Regions from separate parts of the Mus musculus genome. Here regions 1 and 3 are each linked to region 2. A link is a loop called in an ENCODE intact Hi-C map of the cell type or tissue named here. Cell type or tissue: gastrocnemius. All regions are shown on one strand. Region 1 overlaps Slc16a12 (solute carrier family 16 (monocarboxylic acid transporters), member 12). Region 2 has its middle 22 kb from the start of Gm22082. Region 3 overlaps Slc16a12 (solute carrier family 16 (monocarboxylic acid transporters), member 12).

What was found. A loop is a pair of places that touch in the nucleus more often than their neighbours do. Peaks named below come from ENCODE experiments on the same cell type or tissue, not always from the same donor. Only the 100,000 strongest peaks of a DNase experiment are listed, where the experiment ranks them.
Region 1: a loop joins it to region 2, with 9 times the contacts of the local background. A loop is called at or near these places in 31 of 42 quality-filtered maps.
Region 3: it touches region 2 in a loop (3-fold over the local background); 18 of 42 quality-filtered maps call a loop at or near these places.

The regions. Positions count from the first base shown.
Region 1 is chr19:34,663,059-34,671,058 of GRCm38, reverse strand. It overlaps Slc16a12 (solute carrier family 16 (monocarboxylic acid transporters), member 12), which reads left to right. Exons shown (of 7, transcript NM_172838.4): 7 at 166-2,658. The coding sequence ends at 428. Among named protein-coding and RNA genes, the nearest start is that of Ifit1, 26 kb to the right of the region's middle. In gastrocnemius, a CTCF peak has its summit at 4,707 (motif pointing left); a DNase peak (open chromatin) is centred at 4,725.
Region 2 is chr19:34,769,999-34,777,998 of GRCm38, reverse strand. No RefSeq gene overlaps it. Among named protein-coding and RNA genes, the nearest start is that of Gm22082, 22 kb to the left of the region's middle. In gastrocnemius, no CTCF peak of the experiment used is centred here; a DNase peak (open chromatin) is centred at 4,975.
Region 3 is chr19:34,682,058-34,690,057 of GRCm38, reverse strand. All of the region lies in intron 2 of Slc16a12 (solute carrier family 16 (monocarboxylic acid transporters), member 12), which reads left to right. It also overlaps the pseudogene Gm46654. Among named protein-coding and RNA genes, the nearest start is that of Ifit1, 45 kb to the right of the region's middle. In gastrocnemius, a CTCF peak has its summit at 4,989 (motif pointing left); a DNase peak (open chromatin) is centred at 5,006.

The DNA of each region.
Region 1 (8,000 bases), 110 kb after region 2:
TTTCTCGGTTCCTGCAAGACATCTTTAGGCCATCTGCTTTTTGTTCAAATCATTGATGGTGTGCTGTAGTCTAGGGAGATTCTCCTGGCAAATGATTAAGTTTGAGAGTGGCTAATCCGGTAATTGAATTTTTAGCTCAGCACCGTGGTTTTGCTTTTGCTGTAGGATGGCTGGTGGACACGACGGGCAGCTACACTGCAGCCTTCCTTCTCTGTGGATTTGCCATGATATTTAGTTCCATCCTGCTTGGCTTCGTTAGAATTGTCAAGAGGATGAAGAGAACACAAGTGCCTTTCCCGGTCAAAGACTCAGATCCCAAGCTACAACTGTGGACCAATGGATCAGTGGCCTACTCTGTAGCAAGGGAGTTAGATCAGAAAGATGAGGAACCCCTGCCTAAAGCCAGGTCTGGTTGCAACCTCACGTGACATCCCTGGGAATCTTCAAGGCTGGTGGACCCCAGGCCACCAGGTTGTTCATGGTCTGGAAATATTTTATTTTGACAGAGTATCACCTCCCAAGTAAATTATTAATACTGTTTTGCTAACATATTTATATGGGGGAAAATAACGAGCAACGAAGAAATCTGGAGTAGCCTGGAGTTTTCTCATTTGGGATTTGTACTTACTTAGCTCCAGGGGAAAGTCAGGGCATAGTTTATGGGATTAGCTGTATTTCAAGGCAACTCCAAGGCAGAGGCCATTGAGAATGGGTTTTGTCATAACAAAATTGACCCCCACCACCTCATTCTGAATGGAAGCAGTGAGTATGCTGGCAGTGGAGATGCAGAGGTGGCTTGAGGGCAGAGTGCCTCAATTTTTAGAGTGGCAAAGAAGTTCTTGAGACTCTTTGAATGATAATGATTAGTGTACAACAGATGTTCTCTCATCAGTTCCCTGCCTCTTCCAATGGGCATCACTTTGAGAGACCCAAGAATCATCAAACACCATGGCTGGAATGGACTTTAGAGGGTGGCTGGTGATAATATTTGATTTGAAACTGTCTTGTTGAAACAGGAAGCTCTTTTCTTCAGACTGTGCCCCCAACATGCACCTCGGTCACTACCGCATACTGACTCTAAATGTAACATAACTCATTCAATGGTGGAATAACTGCTCCATCTTTTCTGAAGGGATTGTAACACACCAGAAATCCTCATCTTTTTTTTTTTTTCTTCAGAAAAAAAAAGTTCTAGTTTGAACTGTAGACACATTCCTTTTAGGAACAGAAAAATGTTGACAGTATTCCCATTGAGCAGTAATTGAATTCTTGAGTCAGCAGGTATCTGGTGGGAGTCTTCCTTACAAAGCAGTCGTTAGATTCAGCATTATCCAAAAGAGGGCTTGGGGGTTTTCTTATCATACAGATGTTCTAAACATGGCCTTCGGAGATCACTGTGTCTCTTGCTAGATGATAGTTATAAATCTGACTCATTGGCTTGGAAGCATCTGCTCCTTCTTGAAAGCCAGACTTTCTTGGTACTTGGAATCCTTTCTGAATTTTTAGATCAGAGGAGAGGACAAGGAGAAGAAAAAAAAAGAAGAGTGGGTCCCCCATCTTATCTCCAGCTGTTTTCAAATCCACACAATGAAGATTCCTGAATCCCCAGTCATGTTCCATCTGCAAAGAAGGACAAGTTACATAATTAAAGGACTTTTTTTTAGTTGTTCAAGAGGTTAAATACAAGTCACAAGGAACATTTTGATCTCAAAGGCCATGTAACCTACTGTCACCAAGAGGTCCCAGCGTGGCTTTAGCCAGACACAGTGCTGGGAGAAATGACCAAGTTTTGAGGAATGGCTGAAGTGGCTGAATCCTCGTTGAACTGAATATCTTTAGGTTACTATATTGCTTTCATAACGAGACTCTGGCTTGATCCGATGGAGAAATTGATACTAGTCCATTGTAGCTTTTCACAGAAAAATTTGAATGTTCTGTCTTTACTCAGCCTGGGACTTTAGTTTTGAATCCATTCACTTAGTGATTTGCAATTTTAAAAATACTTTGGGTACAACTTTAAAAAACTCAAAGTTAAAATAAAATACTTGTTTTGGAATAGCACTTTACCTTAAGAGACATTTTTTTAATCATAAAAATGATTTTTTAAAAATATAATTACTCTTATTTGTATGTTTTAAAGCATTGATTATAAATTTTGTGGGATTCTATAATATAATTTCTCTATTGTGCTTATGAAAAAAATAGGATAGTGATCAAGGGTTTTAAAATTTATATAAAAACATTTTAGATCTTTTGACTTTATACATGCAATAAATTTGCCTTCTAACTATCTTGGGACAACATTTTTGAAGAACCAGTAAGAAACACTGTAGATCTTAGAGTTTACAGTTTGGTCATCTGTACAACATGTTACTAAAACAATATCTCCGTGTATTTAAACAGTTGGTTCCAAAGCTAAGGGAATGGGATATTTTGTGGAATGGAGAATAAACCTGTAGAGGAATGATTCTATGCCTTAAATATTTTTTCACCCAACTGTAAGTTCTCCTTTGTAACTAAGTAGGAAAACGACAATATCTAACGTTTCAATGTGCCATTCTTTCTTTTGCTTAAATTAGAATTTTATGAATGAATCAGATGTGTAGGCTAATATTTTCCTAGTTCAAAGGCAAAATAAAATGGATTTATAGACATGTATTTGGAACAATTGTTTTATTTTCTTCAGACAAGGAATTTGGACAGGTTGGGGAGTGGGACTATCCAGATAGGAATTAGCTCAGAGCACAGGGCTGGAAAAAGATGTTTCCAAGAAAATGGACCCAAAATTAAGTTGGTATAGTCATTGTAATATCTAATAAAATAGACTTTAAACCAAAATTAATCAAAAGAGATGAGGAAGGACAGTTCATACTCATTAAAGGAAAAAAAAATCCATCAAGATGAACTCTCAATTCTGAATTATCCTTACCCTGAATGCAAGGACATCCACATTTGTAAAAGAAACAATAGGAAAGCTGAAGTCACAAATCAAATACCACACATTGACAGTGGAAGGCTTCAACACCCCACTGTCACCAATGAGCAGGTCATCAGGTCCAGACAGAAACTAAACTGAGAAATATTAGAACTTATAGACATTGTGACTCAATGGGCCTAACGAATATCTACATAACATTTTCACTCCCAAACAATTGAGTATAGCTTCTTCTCAGTGACCATGGAAACGTCTCCAAAATTGACCATATACTCTGTCACAAAGCAACTTTCAACAGATACAAGAAAATTGACATAACCCCATGTATTTTATCAGACCTCTATGGATTAAAGTTGTACCTCAATACCAAGCAGAACAACAGAAAACCTACATACTCATGGAAACTGAACAAATCTCCAATCAGTGACCACTGGGTCAAGGAAGAAATTAAGAAAGGAGTTAAAGAGTTTCTAGAATTTAATGAAAATGCATGCACAACTTACCGAAACTTATGGGACATAATGCAAGTAGTGCTAAGAGCAAAGTTCATAGCACTAAGTGCCTTCATAAAGAAATTACTAAGATCCTATATTAGTGACTTAACAACATGTCTGAAAGCTCTAGAACAAAAAGAAGCAAACACATTCAAGAGGAGTTGATGGCAGGAAATAATGAAACTCAGGGCTGAAATTGATAAGATAGAAGCAAAGAAAACAATACAAAAAAAATCAAGGAAACAAAAAGTTGGTTCTTTGAAAAAAAATCAACAAATAGAACAAACCCTTAACCAAGCTAAAAGGCAAAGAAAGAATATTCAAATTAACAAAGTCAGAACTAAAAAGACACCGAGGAAATCCAAAGAGTCATTAGGTCATACTTCAAAAACCTGTACTTCACAAATTGTAAAATCTAAAAGAAATAGATAATTTTCTTGATAGATCATGATCAGATAAACAGCCCAATAGGCCTACAATCCCTAAGAAAATAGAAGCAGACATTAAAAGTCTCAACCAAAAAAGGCGAAGGGCCAGATGGTTTTGTCACAGAATTCTACCAGATTTTCAAAGAAGAGATAATACAAATACTCCTCAAATTATTCCAAAAAAAATAGAAATAGAAGGAACATTGCCAAATGCATTTTATTAGGCCATAATCACTTTAATACCAAAGACTCAAGAAAGAAAGAAAAAAAAAGTTTCAGACCAATTTCCCTCAAGAACATGAATGCAAAAATACTCAGTAAAATACTCCCAAACTGAATCCAAGAACACACTAAAAAGATCGTCCATCATGATCAAGTAGGATTCATCCTAGTGATGGAGGGATGGTTCAACATGAAAATCCATCAATGCAATCCACTGTATGAATAAACTGAAAGAAACAAAACACATAATCACCTAATTAGATGTTGCAAAAAGCCTTCGAAAAAATCCAACACCCCTTGGTGATAAAAGTCTTGGAGAAATAAAGGTTATTAGACACATAGCCAAACAATAAAGGCAATATACAGCAAGCTGATATACAGCATCATGTTAAATGGACAGAAACCCAATTCCACTATATGGCCTTGGTCTTCCTATATGATTTTCAGGCCCTGTACATTATCTACCTCTTGAAGTAGACAGTCTAGAGACCAGAACTAAGCATAAGGCTTACTTCAACATTCACCTCTTAACTATACAAAAGAATCAAACAAGTTTCCCTTTAAGGGGCTTCAAAGGCATAGAAAAACCATTTTAACATTAAGATGTTATGTAGCACTGCCACCTGCTGGACATAGTGAGGCATCGCAGCGCGCCAACTTAACTGAGAAAGGTTGCCTAGCAGGAACACTGAGATTTATTGGCTGCTGGTCAAGTCCTCCACCTTTTGCTTGTTATCTATCCTGCATTTATCTTCTTCGTCTTACAGTGCTATTATCAGGCTAAAGACGCCATTCCTGACCCCTTTTCTTCAACATTGTGAACTCTACAGTGTTATGAAGTGATCTAATATGTTGAGAGAGTGTACTGGCTGGTTTTGTGTGTCAACTTGACACAAACTGGAGTTATCACAGAGAAAGGATCCTCCCTTGAGGAAATGCCTCCATGAGATCCAGATCAAGGGCGAGGGCCCAGCCCATTGTAGTTAGTGCTATTCCTGGGCTGGTAGTCCTGGGTTCTATAAGAGAGCAAGCTGAGCAAGCCAGGGGAAGCAAGCCAGTAAAGAACATCCCTCCATGGCCTCTGCATCAGCTCCTGCTCCCTGACCTGCTTGAGTTCCAGTCCTGACTTCCTTGGTGATGAACAGCAAAGTGGAAGTGTAAGCCGAATAAACCCTTTCCTCCCTAACTTGCTTCTTGGTCATGATGTTTTGTGCAGGAATAGAAACCCTGACTAAGACAAATCGGTAGCAGCATAGTTGGGTATTCCTGTGACAACCTGATCATGTTTTGGGGAGGACTGTGGAAGGACTTTGGAACTTTGGGCTAGAAGATCCATTTGTTCTTAAGAGCTCTGTGGGAGTTCCTGTAGGAGCTCGGAAGATAATGTTGAAAACCATGCAGAAGATGGAGGCCTGGTTTGTGAAATTTCAGAGGGATGATTAAAGACTCTTGTTAGGGCAATTGCTGTTTTGATTTCGAAGATTCTGTGGTTTTGGTTACCCGGGGCTGAAGAATCAGCTGTGATTAACAAATTAGCAGAACTACTACAGCGAAATCTTTGCATTACTGGGACTATTGATAATAGTTTTTGCTTCATCTTATTGTATTTTATTTAGTCATGTTTGGTTGTTATCTCTTAGAAGCCTGTTCTTAAATCCTATAATCAGGATTTGTTGTGTGAGTAAAGGAGTATTTTCAGTAAAGAAGGAGAAAGAAATAAAGTCATTTCCTTCTTTTCATTGTTTTCTCTCCTTCTTTCTACTAATATTTCTTTCCCCCTCCCCCACCTTCCTGTAAAACAAGGATTATCTAATATTAATATGTAGGTTCTTTCCATTCCTGAGATAGTCTCAGTAAAGCAGGCTTATACATAAAAGGTTTGTGAATGGTTTTAGTTTTTTTTGTTTGTTTGTTTTAATGATTTTAGCCTTTTTTTGTTGTTATTGTTTTTATATTTCTTGCTGATTTGGATTGCTGGAGTCAGTGTGCTACACCAATGGGAACACGTGTGAGGAAAGGTGGAGCCGTGCTTGAACTAAGTGACTATTTATTTAATCAGACTGGAGTCCAGAGCCACTTCTCCAGCGCCCACGTTTAGAGGCTGCAGTTAAACCTCTGTGGGATGCTAAGGGGTGGATGGTCCTAGCCACATCCAGTCTCCTCCATGTTGTGCTGCCTAGCTGGATGTCAGCTTAACAAAAGCTGGAGTCATCAGAGAGGAAGGAATCTCAATTGAGAAAAATGCCTCCCTAGTATTCAACTGTAACAAATTTTCTTAATTACTGCTTTTTCTTAATTATTACTTGAGGGGGTCTCCCATTGTGGGTGGGGCCATCCCTATGCTGATGGTCCTGAGTTCTATAAAAAACAGGCTGAGCAAAGCCTTCAGGGGGCAAGCCAGTAAGCAGCACACTTCCATGGCCTCTGTATCAGCTCCTGCCTCCAGGTTCCTGGTCTCCCTCCGTGAGTTCCTACCCTCGCTGGTGTTGGTGATGAACTCTTATATGGAACTGTAAATGAGATAAACCCTTGTCCCTGCAGTTATTTTGGCCATGATGCTTCCTCACAGCGATAGTAACCCTAACTAAAACACATGTTAGAGCCTTCCATTTTCTTCTGTCACTCCTTTCCTCCCTTCCCTCCCTCTTCCAGATTCCTGCGTTCACTTTCCCCTTCTCCATCCTGACTAATATGAATTACATGTACTTATATTCAACACGATGCATTGAAACATGCGTGTACCGTGGAATGGCTATATTGAGGCTTCCCTTTGGTGTCTTATGTTGGTCTCTACATTAGGTGAGGGTCTTATGCTGGCTGGGGATCAGATGGAGCATGCTTCCTTCTTCATAAGGCCAAAAGATGGGGTACCCTGGCTACTAACCACTTAGTGACTCTTCGGACTTCCAAAGAAGGTGGCCTCCTTTAAGGGTGTGTGTGGGGGGAGCAGGGAAAAAGGGGGGTTACTGTAAATCTCTGAATCCCAATGTCCAAATCTTGGAAGGAGAAAACTGACTACCTAACACTGTGTTCTGATTATCTCACATGCTCTGTCACACTGTGACAGCACACACACACACACACACACACACACCGCACAAACACACAAACACACCACGCATACACAAGATACACATTCATAATAATATTAATAAGAAAATTTAAAAGTACTCCACGCAATTAACAATACTTGCTGTGGAGGTTGCATGCAGAGACATTATTTGTTACATAAAGGCATTTTAAAAGAGTCATATCAAAATAGCAACAAGGTGCAGTTGCTTCACATTTGTTTCAGTATGGAGGCTTTGTTCTCTGTCTTAGTCTGTAATCCAGAATCTTCTGAACAGACTTCCATAGGAATCAGTGTTGGGGGAGGGGGGAGGGGGGAGGGGGGAGGGGGGGGATGCTCTACAACCAAAGCAGTTGCTGTTCCCAGCCCCATCCCCTGGGAATTGTCCAATTCATGACCCCATAACCAATCACAGCACTGGGAGTCCTCACATGAAAGGTTAGGGAACACTCTCAGACCCCTAGCTTGCTTCTCTAGCCACTCTCTATCTCCTGTGGATAATGAGAACGTGTGTAGCACATCACATCTATAGAAACACTGGTAGTTGTAACTACAAAATAATGATGCCTTTGTCCCAGAATGAAATATAAATCCGTTTCCTACAGAAACAAGAGAGAAATGGACCTCACAGAGATTTAGGTGATGTTGTCCTTTTTGCTAATAAGAAGCACGCTGGCATTGTCTTTGGGGAGAGTCCTCAGTGGAAGCCAACCTACTTTACACCCCACATTGCATATAAATACAACATACTGGTCTCGTTAGCTTTTTGGTTAACGTAACACAAGCTAGAGTCATTTGAGAAGAGAGAATTATGATTGAGAAGAAAGCTCCACTGAATTGGTCCATGGAAC
Region 2 (8,000 bases):
TCCTTTTCCTTTTCCTTTTCCTTTTTCTTTTTTTTCTCCCCCTGTGTACTTAAGTTTACAAGTATTTATGGAAATACAAGATTTTCACACCATAAATTGATTGCAAATACCCACATCCATTAGAAATGTAAGTAAAGTGTGGAATTGTAATCAAGACATGAAAGAGAAGGCTATGAAAGGAAGAAAAAGGCTTAGAAGATGAAAGGAAGATGGCTGCAAATATTGAGAATTTAAGCTGCACTTGTTGCTATCCTGGGATCCTATTGTTCTTGAAGTCTAGGCAGGAAGACTGCAAGTTCAAGACAGGCCTACGCTACACAGTGAGATCAAGGCCAGCTTGGGCACTGTGATAAGACCCTGTAGGGTTAAATTTTTCAAAATCTACATTAATAAGAGTTGTTAAACATTTAAAGCTCCCTTCTATCCCTCCACCTACCAGAGGTAGTGGACAGGAAAAGTTAATAGGGCAAAGGTGAATGTGGAACTGTTTCCAAATAGTTCTTTGCAGCGACTCCAATCTTTGTTGTCACGAATCAGCAACAGCAGTTCAATCCAGAAGAAACAGCGAGGCTCTGCCAATGAGCTTCAGTCTGCAGAACAAAGCCACTGGAATATCACAAGAAGTTCTTTGGTGCATTTCTCTCTACAAAGTCACAACAAATGATCAGTGAAGAAGGCAAGGTGACCCAATGGCATAGTGCTGTCCACTGTCTGTTTATATGTGTGTGTGTATGTGTGTATCCACTGTAGTAAAACATCCCATGCCTTTTTTTCCAGGCAGCTTCCAGAAAAACACCATGTTTTTGGTTTTTGTTCTCAGGAAAACATTTTCCTGTGTGTCTGCTTCAGCAAAACATCCTCTCAAAGGTCAGTTTCCAGAAAAACATCATATGACACATCTGAGTCTCCAAAGGAATCGGAAATTTCCACTTCAAGACCCTGTCTCAAGACAAAAGATAAAATGAGTCATGGTGATCTAGCTAAGTGGTAGTGTTTGGCTTAGCATGTGCAAGTCCTGGGTTCAATTTCTAATACTGAAAAAGAGTCGTAAGAAGTAAGATCAATTTTGGGTAGACAAATATTTTTATTTCATTTGTTTTTAAGATTTATTATTATTTTAAAAATTATGAGTCTATGCATGTGCTTGTGTGTATGTCTATGCATGTGAACACAAGTGCTTTAGGAGTCTAGAAGTGGACACTGGGTCTCCAGGGGATCTTGGATCCTTAGCCACTGAGCCACCTCTCCAGCACCCATCATCTACTTTTTGAAAGAGAAGTAGACCTTTGTTTCTCTGTTTCCCAAATAAAGCTGGCTGAGTGGTTGATTGTGGAAGATTAATCAGAGAATGAATCCCATATCCTCATCCGAATCCTCAGATGAGTCCTTGACTCTAGTTTTGGCTGAGGGCACAGGAGCAGCTGTGTTGGCAGCAGACTCAAAGATGACTGCTACAGGGATGGATCAATAGAGAAGGATTTGACCTTTTCAGCAAGTGGGAAGATGCTCCGAGTTTCTACAGTCAAAGCCGGTACACACTGGCATCTGCTAGGATAGAATGTTCCACCCAGGCAGGCAGCAGTCAGGCAACCAACCTGCAGACAAAACACCGTGTTTGAGGTGTGATGGATGGCCCTGGGCATCCTGGCAGTCCTGCTTACTGGCACCATAACTATCCTACTATGGGGCACGCAGGTCTGTGGCATCTGCTAGGACACTACATAGTCTACCCCACAAGTGCATTTTGGCTAATCGCTCTGATGTTGTGTGACTTTTAGTAAGTATTTGGACTTCCAGGTCACCCTCTCTTTCAGGAGTATCATGGAAGTGTGTCAGGGACTGCCACACAGGGTTTAAAGATGATGTCACTATACTGAGGATAGTTGATGTGAAAAGATGCGGGTTTTTTTTTTGCGTTTTTTATTTTAATGTTCTTAGACTTAGATATGAGGTGAAATAACTATGCTTTATGTTAGTATACATTAAATATATTTATTTTTATAACAGTCTTCAATTTAGATAAAGGGTGAAGATGGTGAAGATCCCGCATGCCTGACATAGGTTTCCTCCATTACTATCTTCTGGTAGGCTAGCATGTTTGTCACAATTATCAAGCCATTATCAATACATTCTGCATAAGGTCCATACTTTATTCAGATTTACACCTTTTTACACACTCTTCTTTTTACATTTCAGGGTCCTGCCATGTTGTGGTTAGTCATTGTTTCTTAGATGAAGCTGGGCTGTGACAGGTTCAGAGGTTCCCTGTTTTCAAAGACTGAGAAAATCTAGGGAAATATTTGCTAAGTGTTTTGTAGCCTGTCTCTCAACTGGGATTGACTGTTGCTTCCTGAGTAGGCTGGGATTATGGGACTGGGGGAGGGAAATCCCAGAGACAGAACATCATCTTTCCCATACTGTGTCAAGGTATAAACTCCCAACCTGATTCACAGCAATAATATTGCCTCTGATACCCTGGTGGACAAAATCATTGTCTGTTTTCTCTACTGCAACCTTTGCCTTTGCTTTCCCTCTTTTCAGCCCATACTCTTTGGATGACTGTATGGAAGAACTCCACAAATTATTTCTCATTGTTAATTGGAGCAAGTACCAAGAAATTTTCTTTGAGATATTTGCCATGTGTCTTCAAGGTAGGAGCAGACTATTGGTACTTGGATATCTCTGCTGAAAGACCAACATAGGTGCACATTACTACTCTGTGGGGCTTTTAAACCTCTTTTTATTTTTTAAAGACACCTGTATTTGGCATCACAATAAGATTATATGTTTAGCAATTAACATCATGGGTGGAAAACAGTTCTACATTAAAACCCTTTGTGAGAAAGCTTTATACCTTTGACCAGAACAGGGGCAAAAATAACTTGCTGTATAATTAGTCACAAATACATTCCTGCAGGATTTTCCCCCAATTACATGAATGTTGTCTAAAACATGTCTTCTTTGTAAGCTAGGCCCTGCCACCTGTGCTTGGCTGAGTTCACCATCTGTAACCTGTGGCTTCCCTGTCTCTTGCTGAGCTTTGGTTCCGGGCAATGATTAGAACTCATGCCATTTCCATAGCTACTGATGCTGCTGGAACTACGACATCTGTCTTGGTTTTGTGGTTTAACAAAGCACCGTCCTTCCCCACCATCAGGACTGGAGTTTCTGCCCCTAACAATCCACCTCCACCTTGTTCATTGGTCCAAAAATTGAAGACTGAGTGTTGTTATTGCCAAAAATCATTGGAGCTTCCACCATCTCCACCACCTCAGTCAAAGTTCTCCACCTCCTCCATTACTGTCATGGCTGCCATTCTTCTCATAGCCACTATCCTGGTTTTCATAACCTTGCTCACCACTTTCACAGCCTCTGCTTCCTCTCAAGTAACCAAGGTCACCTCCTCTATAACCACCATCACTGTCACATCCATTCTAGCCATCCTCACTGCTGTCACATACACAACCACCTGGCTGCCACCAAAGCCATCATGAACGCTGAGGTTCCCTCAACACTAATAGCTATTACCACCCAAACCATCTCCAGGACCACCACCAAAGTTTCTGGAAACATCTGGATTCTTTGGCTGGATGAAACACTAGACAACTCTTGCTTCCACGACGCTTTTGTATGATTCATAGTTGTGGCCAACACAGTATGGTGTTTCTGAATGACAATCTTACCCACGGAGTTATGGTCATCAAAGGGAACAAAAAAAAAGTCATTCTTTTTTCCACTTTGTCAGTCATGATTTTAATCACTTCAGTTTCTCCATTCTGTGATGTTCTTGGGTGTCTTCTCTAATACCTCTAACTAAGATCTTTTCAGGCATAGGGCAACATTTGGCCTTTGAGAATCTTCTCTTGGTGTAGCTCTCTTTGATTCCTCTATTCTTCCACTGACCTTGTGTGACTCTTAAATTCAAAAATGCATCCACTTCCTCCACAATGGCGTACATAACAAACCCAAAGCCCCTGCATCACTTGATGTTTGGAATCTCTGACTACCACACAGTTGTTGAGGGTTCACCATTGCTTAAAATGGCTCATGAGATTCATCAATCCCCTTGAAGCTCAGAACTCCAAAGAAGAGCTTTGGCAGCTTTCCAACTCCTTGGGACTTCCAGTTTCTAAGACCTTGGCTTAAACATGATGGCAGTGAGGTGAGAGCCTTCTACAATGCTTCCCCAACTGCACCAACAGGCAGGAAGGAGTGAACTGAAGGACATATGGGGTTTCTGAAACAAGTTAAGGTTCTGCAGAGTGTTGGTTCCCTTATGATTCATTCTCCAGAAGTTTTTCTGCACAACGCTTTGCCTGGATACTACTGAGAAGTGCCAATTCCCTGCCCCAGTTGTCCAGAGAAGTTATTCTTTGTATCCCACTGCCAGGATCCCATCCTGTCTTCTACTGTTGTTATCTTTGCCACTGAAGCTTAACTTTTAAGCACAAAAACTCGCTTTTACACCTTCATGTTTTTCTAACACCTAGAATACAACATTGAACAGTAGCTAGGACATTGTAGAGGATCTAGTTTTAGGACATTTTCATCAGAAAAAAGAATCATACTCCTGAGAGTCTCCACTCTCAGCCCCTGCCAAACCCGCATCTGTTTCCATGCATTTACCCATTCCAGACATCACTCCTAAGTGAAATCATGTCCCATATAACTTTTATATTTAGCTTTTCCCATTAGTACAGTGTTTTCAAGGTTCTTGCACATTTAAAGCACTGCTTGGTATTTTGTACCTCCCTGTTATTTTTTTCTCACTTTTCAAAGGAGGAGACATTTATGTTGACTTATGATTTAAGGGATACAGTTCATCACGACAGGGAAGGCACGAAGGTGTGGCTTTATGGTGCTTCGAGAAGGCAACAGTTTATATCTCACTAGAATCTAGTATTTCACTCCCTTAAAAGGCTGAATAGTTGCATTTTATGTTGCAGGGATGTGGCCCTCTGCCTAGTTGCACCACTAGATGGCATCACTTTCCTAGGAATTCTCTGTTTTCCCTCAGGCTATTTAGTGAAACCACCACAAACAAAAGTAAAGTTTTGTTGACTCAAGAACTGCTTTCACTGCAAAACTGATTGAGGCCTACCTAAAAGATTAGTCACTGGGTACATTGACACGCTAGCACACAGCACACGTTGTGGATATAGTTATTATAAATGTGGGCTAAAGGCAACAGTGTCTTCTATAAAAGCGAATACTTTTGAGGGATATACTTCAAATATTTCTCTCATTCACATTGAAAGAATTATTGCATTATGATTTTTTTTTGGAAACCTGTCAATGAATAACTTCTATCAAGCCTGGAATAAACAGTATATTAGGTATTTTGTAATGCATGCCATAGTGAAATCTATATAAGACTTGGCCTGGAGAACCTGGCTCTGTCCATCGACAGAAGGACTTTAGGCAATGTAACCTCACTGGGCTCTCTTTCTTTTATTTTTCTTAAAAATATGTATTATTCTTATTTTATGTATATGGATATTTGCCTATCCATATGAACTGTGTGCATGCCTGGTGCCCACAGGTGCCAGGAGACACGTTATAACTTGGGTTGCAGACAGTTATGAACTATAAATGTACTGGGAACTGAACTAAGGTCTCATGTAAGAGCAGTAAGTGCTCTTACCACTGTGCCATCTCTTCCATCCCTCACTAGGCTTTCTTAAGTCTCTACAAAGGGCTGAACATAGGCAACAGCTTCTTTCTGGGATTTTATGAGCATCTAAAGACACTGTGATGTGGGAAGCCCTGCTCCCCAGGGATTTAATAACTCACACTCGTGTTGATATTAGTATATTAGCTTAGTGTACTCAGCATAATTAAGTCATATCACAAATGATATGATATGTAGACGTACCCTACATTTTATGACCTGAAACAAAAATGACATTTTGAGCATCTTCCTCAGACCATCACTGGAGAGGGCAGTTTGTAGATGACATGAATGTGGAAAGGGACATCTCAGGGGTGCAAACATTTTGTGGAGGGAGAGAAGGAGGGAGGAGAGTATGGAGGACAGATAACCAACCTTAAACATTGTGAAAAAGTCATATAGAAACCCATTATTTTATAAGTTTATTAAAAGCATAATTTAAAAACAGTCTGAATGGAGACATCCTGCCTGTTATAAATATAGAAGCCATAGGTTATAAACAGAAACCACAGAGTCAAATGAAGGGTAGCTCCCTGTGAGTCAGGAGGCCCCCAAATAGAGGTCACTGTCATTGCTCTTGGTTGCCAACAAGAACTTGGTAGTAAGGCCCTATTGTTGTTGAAGACATCATACACTTAAGTTACAAGACATGGAGAAATCTATCCGGAATAAAGCTACAAGTTTCTCCAATTGGATAGTTCCCATAGTGCTGGAAGGTGTTAGGCAGCTTGCTGGAAGAGAACAGCCATCAACAGTCTCATTCAAGCTGTGAACACTGCTTCCTATACCACCATCATGCCAGGCAAAGATGTGTCCACTGTTGCAATAGTGGTTTACATCTTATGGAGACAACCAACTTCTTTCATGTTGGATTAGATGCCCAGTTCACTGGAGAGAATTCATGCCTGGTATGAAAAACATGGTCAAAAGCCACAGGTCCTGATAGGAGTGGAGTGGGAGGGCTACTACTGTCATTTTGCCAAGCTATCTTCTAAATACTCATGCGCATATCCATAGATGAGTGTCACTGTCAATCTTCTCCAGAGCAGCTCCTTGTTGTATCAGCCAACAATCAATGCAAAGACTCAACTGAAGTGCCAAGAACAGGGAATAGTGGCGTGCTGTCCCCTAAATGGGACACCTCTCTCACCCATTGAAGGCTAGGGGGGATATCATGGAAGAGAGGCAGGAAGAAGGGCACACGGCAAACGTGGCATGGAGGTTGGCCTCACGAACTCACTGCAGCTGTGGTTACCTGCATAAGACCTGCGCAGGTTGGGCATGCCAACATTTCATGGAAATGGGAGGAGCTTACCCAGTCTTGCTCCTCCTTAAGGGACTATGGTGGATAGTGATTGTTGGAGGAGAGGGAGTCGGTTCCTTTCTTGGAGCAGCTACTGGAAGTTCCTGTTCTCAAGTAAACACCTCATGCTTCTGCCACTATATTCAGCCTCAGTGGGTCACACACACATAAGATAAGGTGTGCTGGCCAGAGGAAACTTGTTGGGAAGGAGGATTTAGGTGGAGAGGAAGGGGCATGAGAGAAGATCGGGCTGTGTGACTGGTAAAAATAGCTAAAATTCATTCTGTAGATTTTTGTGATTATAGTAATTTTCCTTGGCCTTGACTGTGAATTCTTTACTTTTATCATCCATTTACCTGTGTGTGTGTGTGTGTGTGTGTGTGTGTGTGTGTCTGTCTGTCTGTCTGTCCTTTTCTCTGTCTGTCTGTCTACATATGGCATACATGTGGAGGTCACATTACAACTAATGGGAATCAGCTCTCCCATTCTACTGTATGAGTTCTGGATTTTAAATTCAGCTCATCAGACTTGACAGCAAGTTCCTGAACCCACTGAGTAATCTTGCTGACTCTGCAAGTAAATTTAAAAAGCACTTGTTACTAATATATTATTATTATTATTATTATTATTATTAGTAGTAGTAGTAGTAGTAGTAGTAGTAGTAAATTATTGTGTGTATGCATGCAGGTGCATGTGTTTGTATGCCGTGGTCCATGTATGGAGTCCATAGGATGACTTGATGAAAGAAGTTGGTTTTCTCCTTCCATTTACTTCCATATTTTTATGGGTCCAGAGGGTGAACTCAAGTCACCATCTCTGACTGCCTTGTCAACCCTGAAAATAGGTTTGGATATAGAAACATTTGTCTTGTTTGATGATCACAGTTCATAGCCTCTCTGTACACTTAGTGTTGATTCAGAATTTGACACTTGAAGAACTTTAAAGAAGTACATACATAAACTCATAGGAGATATCATTTTCTTCAAGTGACGTTATACAAATTGTCATTGTTTGTCTACTTTTCCT
Region 3 (8,000 bases), 88 kb after region 2:
GATTTATAAGCCACAAATATAAAAAAAAAAACACTATGGCAAGAGATTACAGTGTACAAAAGATCCTCAAGCTTGCAGCAGGGGAATAAGAAAAATATCCCCAAGACTGAAGTATGAAGTTTATAACAAGTTTGTGAAGATATCACAGTGGAAGTCAAATTTGTACAGCTTTAAAATTTATATTCTCTCAGGAGGGAACAGTAGAACTTCAAAAAAGTCCTTGAAAACTCTTTTGCTTGTTAAGTGTTAAATATGGGAACCATCAAATCTAGAATCCAAATTCTTGTGCTACCCTTTGGTGGCTGAGGTGACAGCAGCTGGGTTTTAGGTCGAAGGAAAGCAAAACAGTGACTCCTTTAACCTTCCTTGCTCATTTAATTTTCCTCCAGAGACACAGTACTCAATATACTGAATGTCCATCTAGTTCTCTTCGTGTCTATATGAGTTAATGCTTGTGATTTGCATGTGACTGTTCTGCCCTCACTTTTGTTCCAATGAAACAGGGTCTTTCTTCTCTGGCAATGCATTCTATACAGTACACGAAAGTATTTGTGATGATAATTTATTTGATGACATCGTAGCTAAAGAAAGTATCATTTGCCTACCAACAGATACAGTGCAGGGTGTTTTATATTTGCCACCATTAAGGTTTGTTGATTATGTGTCTATTCTGAGTCTGAAGAGACTGTAGAGTTTGAAAGATCATTTTTGTGTGTGTGTGGCTTCTTATAAATAGAAATGTCTTTCTGTACCATTAGAGGAATGCTCTGGAAGTAGTTTAATTGCATTATAAGGAGAGATTATGCTGTAGTGTTCTGAGTAGTTCAGTTTTCATGAAGAACTTGTATTCTCACAAGGTTGTCCGTAGTGCTCCTGGTTGCAATACTAAGATACTTCTCTCAGTCACTCAACTGAGCTTTGTGATTTAGATGAAATGGGCTTGCTAATCCCTGCTTCATGGAGGGGCTAAGAGACTTATATCTATGGCTACCAGGACAGAGATGAAGAGAGACTTAATTTTGCTTTTTTTTTTTTTACTACAATGCTCACACTCATAATCTATAGACATTTAAAGTACACACACAAACACACACACACACACACACACACACACACAGAGAGAGAGAGAGAGAGAGAGAGAGAGAGAGAGGGAATTCACTATTGCTTTCTCTAGAATATAACTAAATAAGTTCTTATCCTATTCTCACGCATATACTACACTTTGATCCCCATTCACACTTGTGGCTTATCTTCAGTATCATCAAGAGAAGCTATAGTATTAGGCACAGACTTTTTAAATGTGTTGGTTATGGGAAGCATTGTCTACAGGTGGGCTACTCCTATCCAAGGAGCTGTCATGACAATAACAATAAGTCATGGTGCCAAGAGCATACATCTCTCTAAACTCTACCTTCTCTGTTCTATTGATACTCAGCCATAGGAGATAGCACACCAATTCCTGTACCAACAAGTCCACACGAGTGACTGTTTGTATGCATTCAGTGAACTTTCTGGAACTACAAGAAGTGTTTAGAGTATGAGTGTGTGTGTGTGTGTGTGTGTGTGTGTGTGTGTGTGTGTGTGTGTGATGACATGTATCAGGAGTTTGGAAGACCATCAGTAAATGGATATCTTCCCTTATTTGATAGGATGTTGAATCCATTGGCTACCACTAAAGGCTAAAAACCTTTTATCTTCTGTAGGTTGTACTTTTTAGTTTCTATTTCAATTCATTTAAAATCTGTTCCATTGATGATTATCTTCCATTCATTGAAGATATGACTCTCTCTGTACTAGAGGCTTCTAAAGAAGTAGATTGATTGGCAATCTTATGGTAGACTCATGCACAATTGACTGAGATACAAATAAAAATACCTGTATTGACTTGAGTTCTATTAAGTTGGGTGACCTTTGGTGATAGTCAAGGGACTCAGCACCCTGTCAAATAAAAGAAGTCACCCTTTTATGGGTGGCCTTTTCAGCTCATGATGTAGATCATCAAAATGCTATATTAACTTTGGTCAGTATGGAATTAAAATATGATCGGCAGCAAGACAAATTCAGGCCTGGAGATTCAGGGTTGGCTTTCTAGAGAAGTCCTTGAAGTAAAGTCTTAAGGGATGGAAATAATTTGGCCTGGCAAAAATGAAGGAGGAAGATGTCTCAGCCTGCACCAGTACCTGCCCTTCTTCACCATGCCGAAACTGCCATACATTCAGTCAGAAACCAGAAAAGAAGACCATGGCTCCAAGTCAAGGCAGAATACCAGACTGAAGTCAACAGAGGAGATCAAGACAAGAACACTTAAGCAGAATAAAGGCAGAAAAGAAAGTGAGATGATGTAGCCAGCCCAGGAATCTAAATGTCACACATCAAGAAGCAGCCAAGAAGACTGGATGTGAGAGCAAGAGAATCGAACCAGGGCAACCTGCCTAACAGATAACCAGCATCTACTGGACAAGCACCTTAACACAAAACATCTTGCATTCTGATGGTAAAATTCAAACATGTTGAAAATATATAAAATATTTTTCTTCCCTACTTACTAACTCAATTTCACTGCCTAAAATTAACCTCACCGATATTTTTTTTAAGTTCAGTCTCAAGAGGAAAACAAAAAGCCTTCTCAACCTTGAGCTAACCTAAGTGTACATTCTTGTTACTTACATAAGCAGGATCATTTTTGATATGTTGTTCTGTCCCCCCCTTAATAATTTCTCTTGAGACTGTTATGTATCAACCACTAAGGTTCTACCTTATTGGAAAATAGTTGCTTAGAATTCTACTACGTGCTCTTATGCTCTTGCCTCTCTCTTGCCTCTTGCCCCCTTACCCCCAATTCCCTCCTCCACGTGGTCATGGCCGGTCCCCATTTCTCTATTCTCTCCTTCTCTCTGCCTTTCTCTGTCTCTGCTACCCTCTTAACTGCCCTCCCCATGCTCTGAATAATCTCTATTCTATACAAAAAAAAAAAAGAGGAATTCTATCACATACTTTTATCTACAATTATTTGATACATTTTTATTGATGTGATTTTATATCGTCTTCTGGTTTTTGCTTTTATAAACAATGCTATAATTATAACTCAAGTCATTTAAACATTCTATCTCAGCTCTAGCCTTGTACTTTGAAAAAACTTAAATTTTAAAGTTCAACAGGCAATGAAAGCAGTCATTATTATTTATTTATATCTTCTACTTATTACTATGTATTGATTATTTCTTTTTTCTTTAAGATGTCTTTATCAAAATACATTATTAACTTAAGGATCATATTTAAAGTGCAATTACATGAATTATCTACATATATTAACAACTTGAATGGTTACTTTAGAAACAAAAATTTTATTTAAATATTCAAACAAAACAATATCCTAGGTTTGAGACTTTGTGTTGCCTAGATTTCCTGAGTTCAAATAAACTGAGTAGAAATAAATTTCTGGAGTTCTTTGGAGTTTTGGAGATTTTTTCAAACCCTTTTGAGTCAGGATAAAAATGAAGTGATTGTAACGTTACCGAGCATTTACTTTGTCCTTGTTGGCATGCTTTCAGATAGTTTTCGTGAAGTCATTCCCCACCACATTATAGGATTAGTCAAGGGATATGACAGAGATTTTAGCTAGTCGTCTACAACATCGCTGTGAGTCAGTTCTTGATCCAACTTAGCGTAGCTAGGACAGTGTCAGAGCAGTGGTGAGCTTGAGCTTAACAGGTCATAAAGCTCATTGACCTGTTGAGTCAGATCATCTTTAAGAAAGGGGGTTTGGTTATAAGTGATGACACTGGTTGTGATCTGTTTCTATATTTTGGGGAACAAGTCCTATCAGACCCCAAAGGCTGAAGAGACAACATGAGATGCATCATTCTGATCTTTGTGAGTCATGCTTATAAAAATGCTTGCTCTCTAGATGAAGAAATTGGAACCCTGAGAGATCAGCAAGCTTCCTCACTCACTGTTTCCGTGGGTATGAATCTGGAATAAGAGCTTTGCTTTCCTGACTCTTGTTATTGCAAGCATCCGGATGCATGTGTGCTCCTATTACAATTCAATTTATTTCAGATATCCCTGGATTTTAAATCTTACAACACAAACCTTCCTCAACGGGAAAGCTCTATGGTCATTTCTCTCCTTTTTTAAAGAGGTGAAAAATGACCGTATTATTTCTTTTCACTTAATTATTTTTCATTTGTCACTTGGTCCTCTTCCCATTGAGTGACATAACCATCTTTCTGAACTTCATGAGTGTTGAAATGCTCATAAAGGTGGATGTGGTCATTGAACTTTGACCTCTGACTAAGGTTCTCAACTTTCCAGAAATGATTTTCAGATCCAAAGTTTTACTGATAGGACTAGTCAACTCATTTCAGAAACAATCAAATAACCTGTGCCCTCAGGGGTTCACAGAGATTCAACTGCCAACCAGAGAGCATGCATCAGTCTGACCTAGGCCCTCTGCACATATGCAACAGTTCTGCAGCTGGGTCTTCATAGGGGATTCCTAAAGTGGGAGCAGGGGCTGTCTGACTACATTGCCTGCCTTCAGATCCCTTTTTCCTTACTGGGCTTCTTTTCAATAAAAGAAGAAGATGTGCCTGATTTTGCTACAATTTGCTATGTTAAAGCTGGCTGATACCCATGGGAGGCGTCCTCATCTCTGAGGAGAAGGGGAGGAGAGATGGATGGCGGGATGGATGGGAGATAAGAGAGAGGGACTGAGAAGAGAGGATGGAGGGGACACTGCAATCAGGATGTAAAATAAATAAATAACTTAATTAATTTAAAAAAAAGGCAAAGCAAAATTTTTAAGAAATCACAAGGGACAGCACAGTAATATTATGTTCCCCAGAGCGATTTGGTGAAGAGACTGGTTTATAATTTCAAAATATCTTGCCATTTTCTCAACTACTCTTTACTGTCACTTCTGCACCTTTTTCACTGATAGTGGTGATTCATTCTGTGTTTTCATAGCCTGTTTGGATGCTCCAGCTTGCCTCTGCAGTGCCCTCTGGTGGCACTGCCACCCTATCTTCCTCCTCTCTCTCCAGTGGAGCCTTTCACTTCCTTACATTCCAGTCAGATTCTCTATCAAGGGGCTCCCCTCCCTCCCTCCCTCCCTCCCTCCCTCCCTCCCTCCCTCCCTCCCTCCCTCCCTCCCTCCCTCCCTTCCTTCCTTCCTTCCTTCCTTCTTCCCTCCCTCCCTCCCTCCCTCCCTCCCTCCCTCCCTCCTTCCTTCTTCCTTCATCCTTCTTTCATTCTTCCTTCCTCTTTCACCTTCCTTCATTGTCTTCTTCTGTTGAACAATTTTTATAAGCACCCAATTCATGACAGATACTATACTAGATGTTTGGAATTTAGTGTGAACTAAGACATATATGTCTTCCTCTGTCACAGCGCAACGTCTAGTGGACAATACAAACAAGTGGAAAGGGAGTTGCCAGACCACAGATGAGCATGCCACATGTAGAGGACGAGTACGAGAAGCATCCATTCCTGTCTTGAGCAATAAGGGAGCAGTCAAGGAGGATTTCCTGGAGGTGTGGAATGGCTAACTATCTGAGATTAAAACGAGCACTTAGAGGAGAATCACAGAAAAAGCTATAATGTACGGACGTGCATAATACACAGGGACTGTGTTGAACGAGGTAGAAAGAGGTGACTGAAGTGAAGTATGCAAACAGTGGGCAGAAAGGAGCATGGACACCAAAGACTTGCAAGTCAGGCTAAAATGTTTGAAATGCCAGCATCTGTTCTAGGAAGGCACTGTTTGCAGAATGCGCTGAAGACAGCTAAGTGCTAATGGAGAAGCATCACTTAGGAGCTTTGGGCTACAGTTCAGGGGAAAGGTGTTGCCGTCAATTATGAACAATAAGGGCGATGGAGACCCATGGAGGGATTTGAAGGCTCTGAAGAGGGGTTGGAAAACTTGATGACTAGATCACTTGTCGGCAGTCAGGCTCATTTTGGTTTCCAAGGCTTGTTGGCAATGTCTGGAGACATTTGGAGAAGATGCTGGAGATGCTTCTAAGCATCCTGCCACACAGGATGAATCTCGCCCAGCCCCACAGTCAATGCTGTTCTACTGAGAATCCTGGGTGATGGATAACTCAACCATTTTGATAATGAGGCTATGTACGTTAACTCACAACTCATTCTGATTGAAGGCTAAGTAGTTAGGAGAAGATGATAAGACATTTTAGTTCCAGACAAGAAGCAGCAGAAGAAGGGGACTTCACAAGATTTTAGTTATTGCTTTTACTATATTGGTGTTTGTTTTTTTAATTAAAAAATTTAAATTAGCCCTCTGCTGTTTGGTAATTGAGGTGGCCATCACAGACTCTGGGTCTCTTTTTTCATCGCAGACACTTCTACTGCAAAGATGGCCAATGTTCCTAAAACCCAAAGGACTCTTTGTAAGACATGTGGCAAGTATCAGCCTCACAAAGTTACCCAGTATAAGAAGGGCAAAGATTCCCTGTATACCCAAGGGTAGTGGTGCTATTATTGCAAGCAGAGTGGCTACGATGGGCAAACAAAGCCAATTTCCCAAAAGATGGCCTAAACCACAAAGAAGTTTGTGCTCAGGCTTAAGTGTGCTGAACCCAACAGAAGATCCAAGAGCATCCTGGCCATTAAGAGGTGCAAGCATTTTGAACTGGGAGGTGACAAGAAGAGAAAGGACCAAGCGATCCAGCTCTGAAACTTGTATTGTCTGAAAGGAAAACATGAAAGCAGTAGGAAAACGATCTGTTAGAAAAGAAATTTATTGTCAGTGATACAAAATAAGTTTAAATTAGCATACAAGATACTAGATATCATTACTGCATTTTGAATGATTTGTTTTAGTGATTCTTACCCCAACCCATTCCCCCCACCTTTCTGCTACCCCTAACTTCTCTTGTGTGGTGGCCCCAGCATCTACCTCTTGTTGTATTCCTGTGTCCTTTTGCTTACCTTTCATCCTTTCTAGGTACCTACTTGTCCCCTCTCTTGGTCTCCTTTTGAGTTTTTTTAGACTCTGCACACACTTACATGTGTGTATAAATGCATATGTAAAGACTAGGATCTGCATGTGAGGAAGCATAAGGCTTTTGTCTTCTGAGTTTGGGTCACCTCAAATTCAAAAATTCTATAGGGTATGTGTTCCACATTTCCACTGTTCATTTATCTGTTCCATTTCCTCCCCATTATGTGTAGAGCACTATAAACATGGTTGTGGAAGTAACTCTGTGGTATGGTATGGAGGTTGGGAGGTGTATGCTCTGGTATAGTGTAGCTGAGTCTATTTAAACTTTTTGAGGAAATGCCCTACTAATTCTCACAATGATTTTACTAGTTTGCACTCCCACCAGCAGTGGACAAGGGTTCCTCTTTCTCCACACCCTTGCCAACATTTGTCAGATTGTTAGCTAAAATGAGGTAGCATTGCAAAGCAGTTTTAATTTGTACTTTCCTGATGACTAGGGATATCAACCATTTTTTTAAAAATACTTATTGGCCATTTATATTTCTTCATTTGTAAACTTTCCATCTCCTGGATCCACTTGCTGATTAACACCAGACATTCTTTTACTTATTTCTGTAGTTCTTTATAAACTCTTGGCATTAGCCCCATGTCTAATGGAGAGCTGGTGAGGATTTTTTCCCACTTTATGGGTTGCTTGTTTGCTCTGCTGATGGCTTCTTTTGCAGATATTTGTCAGTGACTATCCTTGATATCAGTATCTTGGGAAGGAAGCAAGATCAACAGATGGGGCCCTTACATTTTCATTGAAGGGTTCTTGCTTTTCTTGCTGCTCCGAATTAAAACTGGCTTCGTGTTTTTAAGAAGTTCTAATGTATTTTCATTCAAATTAAAGTCGACAGTTGTCTGAGTAATTTATGTGCATTGTCTGTGCTGTTGAGGGTGTGTGTGTATGTGTGTGTGTGTATGTATGTGTGTGTGTGTTAAAATTACACATTCAAAGAACCCTAGGATCTGCCTGGTTTCCTCTCCCTAGCAC